Regions from separate parts of the Homo sapiens genome. Here all the other regions are linked to region 3. A link is a contact called in ENCODE Hi-C or POLR2A ChIA-PET data. All regions are on one chromosome and are shown on one strand. The core of a region is the stretch at or near the end of the contact, and the rest is flanking DNA. Distances in the headings are between cores, read along the strand shown. Region 1 holds the start of ZNHIT2 (zinc finger HIT-type containing 2). Region 2 holds the start of POLA2 (DNA polymerase alpha 2, accessory subunit). Region 3 holds the start of SF3B2 (splicing factor 3b subunit 2).

Region 1 (3,269 bases), core at 705-3,204, 930 kb before region 3:
CAACCTAGTACCGTGTGCTTTGCTGCAGACCCTGGCGCTTTTGCTGCTGAGCCCCGATGCCCACATGAGCCATGAGGTGTGGAAACGTTTGTGAACTGCGGGGTGGAGGGGCCGGCAGGGTGGTCACAGAGCCTCCTTCTCTACAGGGGTGTCACACCTGCTGCCCTACTTCTACCTCCTCTACTTCACCGCGCTGCTGGTGCACCGTGAGGCCCGGGATGAGCGGCAGTGCCTGCAGAAGTACGGCCTGGCCTGGCAGGAGTACTGCCGGCGTGTGCCTTACCGCATCATGCCCTACATCTACTGAAGCGGCTCCACCACCCCAGGTGGGGGCATGTGCCCACTCATCCACCAGCACACCCAGGACCAGGAGCCTCGACACACTTGGGACTCAAGGGCTTGCACCCCACCCAGCCCTGAGGATGAACAACCTCAGAGAAGAGGTGGTTTAGAGCAAGGAAAAAAATGAAACCAGTGACCAAAATCGGAGATGCTCTTCCTCCTTTGGATAAACACTGGGAACCCTTGGTGCACTTCTCTCCCCTAGGACTGGCTGGGTCAGCACTGATCAGGGAGAAGCTGAGCAGTGGCTTGTGGGCCCAGGAATCTGGGGTCTGGTGGGACAATAGCTATCCCTCAGAAACAAGCAACAGGGCTGACCAGTCACAGCTTTATTAATGACCAGGGTAACCCGTTCAGCTAGGGAGCTCCTCAATGAGAGTTCTTGGGGCAGGTGGCACGGGGCCTCCCCAAAGCCGCTCCAGCTCCCCAGTGAGGGCGGCCACCTCCTCGGCTACCACAGCATGGGCTTGGTGAGCCCTGGCGCAGTCTAGGGCCAGGGGTGTGAGGGCCGCCTCATTTTCGTTGGTCCAGGCCAGGAGGAACTGGCACTTTTTCCGGGCCCGGTAAAGATGATCTCGCTCTTCTCTAGCCACGGCCTGTTTCCGGGCACGGCCCAGGGTCTGTGCCAGGTCCCCCAGTGCTGCCAGCGTGTAGCCTTTCTGGTTGGTCGGGCCCTCGCCCAGCAGGATGCGGGCGACCTCGTGCATAGCCCCTCGTGTGCCCAGGGGCCCCGGCGGGTGCTCGCCTGCTTCCAGCACGTGGGCTGCCGCCTGCAGGGCTTCTTCCGCAGAGGCGAAGACTTGCTGGGCACCCAGGGCTCCGGAAACGCCGAGCAGTGTGGCACAGAAGTCAGAGAGCAGCGCGTCGTCACCGCCGTGATACAGGGCGAGAGTATGCGCGTAGGCGAACAGCACATTGGGCAGCTGGAAGCGCACGAGCGGCGAGACTGGGCCGCGGCTCAGGCTGACTATCGCGGGGATGCGGGTGGGTACGACGGGCGTGCAGGCCCCCGGGACATCTCCAAGAACCCGCTCGGCGGCCGCGGGCTCCGCGGCGGAGGCATCTTTCACAGAATCCGGCGGGGTCCTCGCAGGGGCGAGCTCCAGCTCCGCGGCGTCACTACCCGGGGCATTATCCAGCTCCTCCAGAAGCTGCGGTCCGGCTCCGCGGTTCCACCACCACGGCCGCCATGGAGGCAGCAGCCGCCCGGCCTCACCGCGGCTCAGCAGCCGCTCGAAGGCAGCTTTTTCGCCCGGCGCCAGCCGCTCCCAGAGTCCCGATAGGCCGCCGGGCGCCGGGCCGGAGCTGAGGCCTGCTTCCCCAGGCTCGTCCTCGGTCTCGCGTTGCTGACGCAGCCGGCGTAGGGCGCTTGCTAGGCGGCTGGGAGGAGCGCTGCAACCGCGGAGCTCTCCCAGCACCTGGTCACGGTAGAAGTTTTCTGCGCAGGTGCCATGCGTCCGGTAGCAGCGCAGCGAGCAGTAGGGCGCATTACAGCGAGGGCAGGTGTAACGCGCTGGCTGGACCTCCCCCGCCGGGCAGAAGCCACAGGGCCCGGCCGGCTCCATGGCAACTGGCACCGCGATCTACCTGCGAACGCACGCCGGTGGTAGTTCGAAACTTCCGGGGCTTCTTCGATTACTTCCGGTTCGCAGCGCGGCCGACGGCGCGCTGTGTTTTCGCAAAGCTTCCGAGGATTCTCGGCAATTTCCGCCCACGCCCGAAAGCCAAGCCCCACCCCTTTCCCTAGTAGGGCGAGAGCAGGCCCAGAAGCCGGGCGTCAGGTACGAGCCCCGCCCTATGCGATGACGCAAGGAGCGAAAAAATGGGTCTGGCGAGCGCTTCGCCGGTGCCACGTCTCCCCCTAGTGGTCACACCAAAACGTGGCCCGATCATCTAAAGAGAAAACCCTCTTTTTAGCACTACAATGTGCTGTGGCATAAATCCATCTTTACTAGGCACCTACTCTGGGCCACTAATTGTGCCAAGCCTACGGGAGGCGATGCATCCCTGCGCTGGACACAGACAAATAAAATGCACTAGGGGACACAGACAAATAAAAGGACAGTTAGGGCCAGGTACGGTGGGTCACGCCGGTAATCCCAGCATTTTGGGAGGCCGAGGCGGGCAGATGACCTGAGGTCAGGAGTTTGAGACCAGCCTGACCAACATGGAGAAACCCCGTCTCTACTAAGAATACAAAATTAGCCGGGCGTGGGGGACGGGTGCTTGTAGTCCCAGCTACTCCTGAGGCTGAGGCAGGGGAATCGCTTGAACCCGGGAGGTGGAGGCTGCAGTTAGCCGAGATCGCGCCACCGCTCTCCAGCCTGCGAGCCTGGGCCACAGAGAGAAACTCCACCTCAAAAAGATAAATAGAAAGCAGCATTTAAGAAATATCTGAGCTCCTATGATTTTTTTCCTCCAAAACTGCCTCTTCTTTTCATTAAGTATCTTCTCATTAAATACCACTATTCATCCATCTTATTAAGTGCAGGCCCCATTCTAGGTGCCAAGAACACAATGCACATCAAAGGGAGCCGGGGGTCCCTGTTCTAATAGAGCTCACTCTTGTGGTGGAGTGGGGGGTGTGATGAACCAAACTGTGAGTGTTCTTTGCATCCCTGCTACTACTGGTGGTCTAAGCTTCCTGACCCCTCATGTGGATGACAACACATTAAGTGTTTTTCCTAACTTTCTTGCCAGCCCTCCAGAAAAACCTGCCAGAGAAATTAGATCACAAGTCAGATGAGATCCATCTGTTACTCAAAACCCTTCTGCGACCCTCCATTGCACTTGGACTCAAACCCAAACTCCTCTCTATGGCTGACAAGGCCTTGCAGGATCTGCCCGCCCCCAGCCCTAGACATCACCTCTTCCCCATCTTCACACAGTCCTCTAGGCTTGAAATATTCCCCTACCTGATCACTTGA
Region 2 (2,870 bases), core at 144-2,643, 790 kb before region 3:
GAGGAGACCACCCCTCATATTGTCTTACGCCCAATTTCTGCCTCCAAAGAAAGAAAAAGTAAAACTAAAAGGCAGAAATGAAATCCACAAGCAGACAGCCCGGCCTCACACCCTAGGCTTGGTAAAGATGGACCCCTGACCTAATCAGTTATGTTATCTATAGATTACAGACACTGTATAGAAAAGCACTGTGAAAATCCCTATCCTGTTTTGTTCTGATCTAATTACTGGTGCATGCAGCCCCCAGTCACGTACCCCCTGCTTGTTCAATTGATCACGACCCTCTCAGGCGCACCCCCTTAGAGTTGTGAGCCCTTAAAAGGGACAGGAATTGCTCATTCGGGGAGCTCGGCTGGTGAGACAGGAGTCTTGCCGATGACCCCAGCCGAATAAACCCCTTCCTTCTTTAACTCGGGTGTCTGAGGAGTTTTGTCTGTGGCTCGTCCTGCTACAAAGTGATCCGCCTGCCTCGGCCTCCCAAATGCTGGGATTACAGGCGTGAGTGACCGCACCTGGCCTGGGATGGACATTTTAAAGGTTCCTGATACATATTGCTAAATTGTTTTCTCGAAACGCTCTATACCATCCCACCAGCATTGTATGACGCCTACGGTTGAGATTTTTGGCTCAAAGAATTACGGTGTATTTCAAGGGGAGAACCCTCTTCTCATCTTACCCCTAAACTCTATCCTTGAGTGACCTACCTTCACTCCCAAGCCTCCAGTCACCCACTGGGAATCTCTACCTGGAAATCCCAGAGGCACTCAAACTTAACGTGTCCAAAACTAAATTATCCGTCACCTTCCCACCTCATATCCCCCCAAATGCCCCAGATTCAGAAAACATACCCATCACTGTGGCTGGCACCACGGTGATAAGCACGATAATAACCATGGCAACCAGATTCCCTACTGAAGCCATTCTTTTAGGATGAACCAAGGGCACAACAGGCAGAGATGACAAGGGGAATGGAGAAGGGGGTACAGTAAGTTTTAGATAGTCGAAGGCACGCGCACGACAACGCCTGCGCACCACGGAACAGGGCAAAAGGGTGACAAACATGCGCCACTGAGTTTTATCGAGCAGCCGATGCCCAGAAAACAGGCATCCGCACACAGACTCAGTTTCCTTGTAGGCAACTCCCGGGCGTTGCGAGTCACAACCGGCATTCTCGCGCCGTGAGAGAGAACTGCGCAGCTGCTGACTGGCGGGCCGCCAGGCGCGTGCGTAGAGACGCCCACACGCCCGCTGATGCGCACGCGCCCTGGGCCGCGCGTGCGCGCGTGGGGTTCCGGAATGAGCCGGGGAAAGCAAGGGGAAGGTTTGGGGTTGGCTCCCGGTTTCGCGCATGCGTGCACTGCACAAACCATTTGGCGGGTTTTTCCGGCCACTCAGTTCTGCCACCGTCACTGAGAAGCTCAGCGGTAGCTTTTGGGAAGCAGGACGTTCTCACCAGGAGAGCGTCCTCTCGAGATTTCTGCTCCCTCCATTCAGGGCGTTTGGGAGCCACCCCTTCATTTTTTAAAAAAAGTATTTCTCTGTGACCGACGGCCGGGGCCTTCTGACGGTCTGAGGTCTTGCTTGGGCCAGTCACCTCCTGTCACGGTCCGCGGAGGGGGGAAGGATAAGAGGGCGAGGAGCTCATCGCTCGCCACCCCCGTGGGCTTCTTGGGCGCAGGTCGGAGCTGGGTGGGCCGGCTCCCCGGCCCCTGGCTTGGGCGACCATGTCCGCATCCGCCCAGCAGCTGGCGGAGGAGCTGCAGATCTTCGGCCTAGACTGCGAGGAGGCTCTAATTGAGAAATGTGAGTCCCGCACCCCTCCCGCCCTGCAGCCGTGCTCCACGCTCTCGCCCGAGTTCCTCGGCGCCTAGAACCGAAAGTGGAGCGCTTCCAATTTCCACTTCCCCTGGAGCAGAGTTCTCGGTGGCTGTGAGATGAAGAATCAAACTTGAGTTTTGAGATTTAGGATGTGGGGACTTTGAAATGCCCACCGGGTACCGCTTGGATGCCAAATCAAAAATAGGAATATGCAGCACGATTTTAAACCAACTCGAAGTTCCCGAAAGGCGGAATTGGGATGTGCTAGATAGAGACTAGGCACTGGTGGCACCTGAGTTTGGAAATTGTTGAAGCCCCGGTAACAAAGCAACAGATGTGGGGGTTTTGAAATGTAGCTTTTTATTCTTGGCTCCTCCCTTTCCAGCCTACACCTTAAACCTCTGCTGATCCATCAGTTATTTTATCATAGCTGTTGGTGGTCTGTGCAAATATGAATCCCTTGAGGTAGGTTCCTAAAATTGAATTTGAGCTGTGGAAGGAGCTTTAGGGAGCTTTACAGATGGAGAAACAGACAAGGAAAGCTAATTGCCTGAGCTGTCTGTGAAGCCAGGTGTCCTGCCTTGGAGTCCCGTGCTGCATCATACGGGTCCATCGTGTTGGTCAAGCTGTAGAGCAGTGTAAGGAGTCATTTGAAGCAAAGCCTGGGAGATGTGGAAGTTCTAGAATCGGTATGAATGTGCACCTGCCTTAACCACTCAACACTTTGAACTTCTTATATACAAAAAGATAACGAAACGTTAATTTATGGTGAGAAATTCCTTTCAGAAACCAGAATACTTCAAGTCTTCATGCCCAGTGCCTTCTCTCTCTCTCTTTTTTTTTTTTTTTTTTTTTGACAGTCTTGTTTTATCACCCAGGCTGGAGTGCAGTGGTGCAATCTCGGCTCACTTCAGCCTCCGCCTCCCAGGTTCAAGCGATTCTCCTGCCTCAGCCTCCCAAGTAGCTGGGATTACAGGCGCCCGCCACCAGGCCCGACTAATTTTTTTTTGTACTTTTAGTAGAGAAGGGGTTTCACCATGTAGGCCAGACTG
Region 3 (3,314 bases), core at 192-2,691:
TGCAGGAGCCTCCCATAGTGATATTGATGGAAAGGGGAAAGGTCAAGGTTTGGGTAGGAGGAAGAGGACTTCCCACCCAGTGCTAGGATGTGAGCCAACCTTTCTCAACCCAGTCCTTTTCCCTGTCTCTCCCAAACCTCACCTTCCCCCGACCTGGTGCCCCATTCTTTTTTTTTCCCTGTTCCCAGCTTCTTCTCCACTGGGGGCAGTTGGCAAAATGGAGCTGGAGAAAAGATCTGAAGGGGATGTGTAGGGGGAAAATGAGACCATTTCACTTGAGTCTCCCCACTCCCTTTCTCAACACACATAAAAAACACACACAGGCTAGCTGTTGGTGAGAGGGCAGAGCTAGTGGCAGAGGTGGGGAGAGAAACTGAATTGATGGTGTGGGACAGGGAGAGGTGGATGCTAGGCAGGCAAGAATCCCTGCCAGTCTCTGCCTCTGTCTCCAAAGGCCAAGGGGAGTTGGGGTGGGGAGTGGGAGGCAAGGTGGGGCCCCCAGTGCAGGTGCGGCTGAGGGAAAAGGGCCTGAGTTTATTTTTGAGACTAAAAAAGACACAAATGCTTTCACCAGAAACATTGTTCCTTTTTTTCCAGTAATCATTTATTGGGCGCCTCTTGAACGCCAGGCGATGCGAGACTGAAAATGATCAAGTCCCTGCTCACATTTTTGGGATAGAGGTAGGAAGAAAGGGCAAGAAAGACTTAACAAACGGTGGAGATTCGAACGTATTATGGGAGCTCTAAGAAAGGAAAGGAAAGCGGGAGGAGGCTTAGTGGAGAAGACGACATTTGAGCCGGCCTGGAAGGTGGAAAAGGGGGCTTTAGAGTCGCCCTTCCCCCAGGTCGGCAGCTGGAGCTCAGCCCGGGCAGGCCTGCTGCTCTCCCGGCTTGGATCCCCTTTCAGCCCATTCATCCGGGCCTGGGCCGGGGGTGGGCGGGCAGACAATCAGACACTGTTTTATCCCAGGCATCGGCTCCAGCCTCCCGCTTGGCGCCCGCAACGCGGGGCCGCCGGGGAAATGAGTCTCTCGGGACTCCCTGGGAGCGTAAGCGTTCGAGGATCTGACCGGAGGGCCGGGCCGGAAAGCTTGAGAGCCTTCGCTCCCGCAGGTGAGGCGCAGAAAACACTCCCTCGGGGAAGTGCCAGCCCTCCTCGCAGCCCCGCCCTCCGGCCCGCCGCCGGCCTTCGGGGCCGTAGCGGCGCGCAGGGCCCGCAGAGACCGAGACCTGCGCACTACAACTCCCAGGAGGCCTCGCGACCAGACCGCCGAGGGGCCACTAGAGAAAGGTGCGTCTGCGGCGAATCCCGTCGCCCAGCGCACGGCAGCGGGTGTGCCTGAGTGCGCGTCGCCTCCCAACCAGAGAGGACGTGGCATACGGCGCCACCGGAAGTTCCGGCAAGTGGGCCCTGAGGCTGGCCCCAGCTTCCGGGTTGGTCGCGCGCCTTCCTGCGGCTAAGATGGCGACGGAGCATCCCGAGCCTCCCAAAGCAGAATTGCAGCTGCCGCCGCCGCCACCTCCAGGCCACTATGGCGCCTGGGCTGCCCAGGAGCTTCAGGCCAAGTTGGCAGAGATCGGAGCTCCGATCCAGGGTGAGGAACACAGGAAGTCGAGGGGCCTTTACGGGCCTGCGGAGAAGCGGAGCCTGGTTACCCGGGAGACTCGGGTGCGAGGGGCGGAGGCAGGCCGCTGGGGCCTGACCTGGCCGGGCTGGCCTGCCCCATTGATCGTGTACTTTGCCCTGCAGGTAATCGCGAGGAGCTGGTGGAGCGGCTGCAGAGCTACACCCGCCAGGTAGGTGTTGGCGGCGGGACGTCAGGATAGGCCGAGCTTCTCCAGGAGACCTTATATACCCCATCACGGCTCGGTCTTCATTCTTTCTTTATCTCGGCACAGCAAGGCGGAGGCTTGCCCTTTTTAGCTTGTTCTTGCCTTTGCCAGCTTAGTTGTAATTTCTTGTATCCATCTTGGTCCTCTTCAGTGCCCAGCCAGAGCGCTGGCAGACAGGCACTGGGTACGTTTTGTTGAATGAATTGGGAGCGAACGTCGTTTAGTGAAACAGCTAGTTTTGGACTGACCTAGAGTCCTTTCTCTTTTGCAGACTGGCATCGTGCTGAATCGGCCGGTTTTGAGAGGGGAAGATGGGGACAAAGCCGCTCCACCTCCCATGTCGGCACAGGTAGGGAGATTCTTCTGTTTTTTAAGATTCCATCTGCTGATCCTTTTGTAGTTCATGAGCATGATGATTGGGTGTTCACGTGCATGTGTGAGATGTGACACCCTTGCACATTACTCGCCTGACCTGAGTGGGGAAAAAAAAAGATTCCATATGTTCAGGGTAGCCCTTCCTCTCACTTGCAGTTGTTGGGCAGGGAGGTACTGCCATGACAGAATTGTGAGCTCTTCAGTTCTCTCTTTGATGCTGACACTTGCCTCCTTTTCCACTGTCTGCTTCTCCAAAAGCAGCTTGTGGCCGGGTGCAGTGGCGCATGCCTGTAATCCCACCACTTCGGGATGCTTAGATGGGACGATCGCTTGAAGCCAGGAGTTCGAGACCAGCCTGGGCAACATAGTGAGACTCTGTTACTACAAAAAATTTTAAAAATTAGCTGGGCACGGTGGCACGCGCCTATAAAGTCCCTATAAAGAGGCTCAAGGATTGCTGGAGCCCTGGGGTTGGAGGCTGCAGTGAGCTCTGGTTGCGCCACTGTACTCCATGTACTCCATCCTGGGTGACAGAATGAGACTTTGCTTCTTTAAAAAAAAAAGGGGGGAGGTGATGGGGGAGGGGCTGGGAGAGTGTCAGAAAAAATAGCTAATGCATGCCAGGCTTAATACTTAGGCAGTGGGTTGATAGGTGCAGCAAACCACCATAGCACACATTTACCTATGTAACAAACCTGCGCATACTGCACATGTACCCGAAAACTTACAATAAAATAAAATTAAACCAAAAAATAGGAAAAAAAAAAAAGAGGCAGGGCGTGGTGGCTCATGTCTGTAATCCCAGCACTTTGAGAGGCCAAGGCAGGTGGATCGCCTGCGGTCAGGAGTTTGAAACTAGCCTGGCCAACATGGCGAAACTCTCTCTACTAAAAATACAAAAATTAGCTGGGCGTGGTAGCACATGTCTGTAATCCCAGCTACTTGGGAGGCTGAGGCAGGAGAATCACTTGAACCCTGGAGGTGGACGGTGCAGTGAGCCAAGATCAAGCCCCTGCACTCCAGCCTGGGCAATAGAGCGAGACTGTCTCAAAAAAAAAAAAAAGAGGCAGGGCATGGTGGCTCATGCCTGTAATCCCAGCACTTTG

What was found. A loop is a pair of places that touch in the nucleus more often than their neighbours do. ChIA-PET counts read pairs that join two places held with the same protein, here RNA polymerase II (POLR2A). Pooled maps may share reads with other maps.
Region 1: a loop to region 3 is called in a pooled map, with 9 times the contacts of the local background. The contact joins the promoter of ZNHIT2 here to the promoter of SF3B2 in region 3. A Hi-C loop is called at or near these places in 4 of 50 pooled maps.
Region 2: a pooled map shows a loop between it and region 3 (11-fold over the local background). The contact joins the promoter of POLA2 here to the promoter of SF3B2 in region 3. A Hi-C loop is called at or near these places in 7 of 50 pooled maps. POLR2A ChIA-PET finds 5 or more read pairs at or near these places in 2 of 52 experiments (K562 and naive thymus-derived CD4-positive, alpha-beta T cell).

What each region holds. Positions count from the first base shown.
Region 1 is chr11:65,115,747-65,119,015 of GRCh38, forward strand. ZNHIT2 (zinc finger HIT-type containing 2) reads right to left here and starts at 1,955. Exons shown (of 1, transcript NM_014205.4): 1 at 657-1,955. The coding sequence starts at 1,907. The coding sequence ends at 696. TM7SF2 (transmembrane 7 superfamily member 2) reads left to right here. Exons shown (of 10, transcript NM_003273.6): 10 at 147-484. The coding sequence ends at 307. RefSeq lists enhancers at 1-283, 284-828, 1,375-1,918, 1,911-2,205.
Region 2 is chr11:65,260,569-65,263,438 of GRCh38, forward strand. POLA2 (DNA polymerase alpha 2, accessory subunit) reads left to right here and starts at 1,394. Exons shown (of 18, transcript NM_002689.4): 1 at 1,394-1,803. The coding sequence starts at 1,725. RefSeq lists enhancers at 532-1,419, 1,414-1,663, 1,420-2,305.
Region 3 is chr11:66,050,923-66,054,236 of GRCh38, forward strand. It overlaps SF3B2 (splicing factor 3b subunit 2), which reads left to right and starts at 1,442. Exons shown (of 22, transcript NM_006842.3): 1 at 1,442-1,595; 2 at 1,751-1,797; 3 at 2,105-2,182. The coding sequence starts at 1,463. It overlaps SNORD13F (small nucleolar RNA, C/D box 13F), which reads left to right and starts at 2,222; the gene lies at 2,222-2,306. RefSeq lists enhancers at 440-991, 810-859, 1,480-1,649 and a silencer at 1,060-1,269.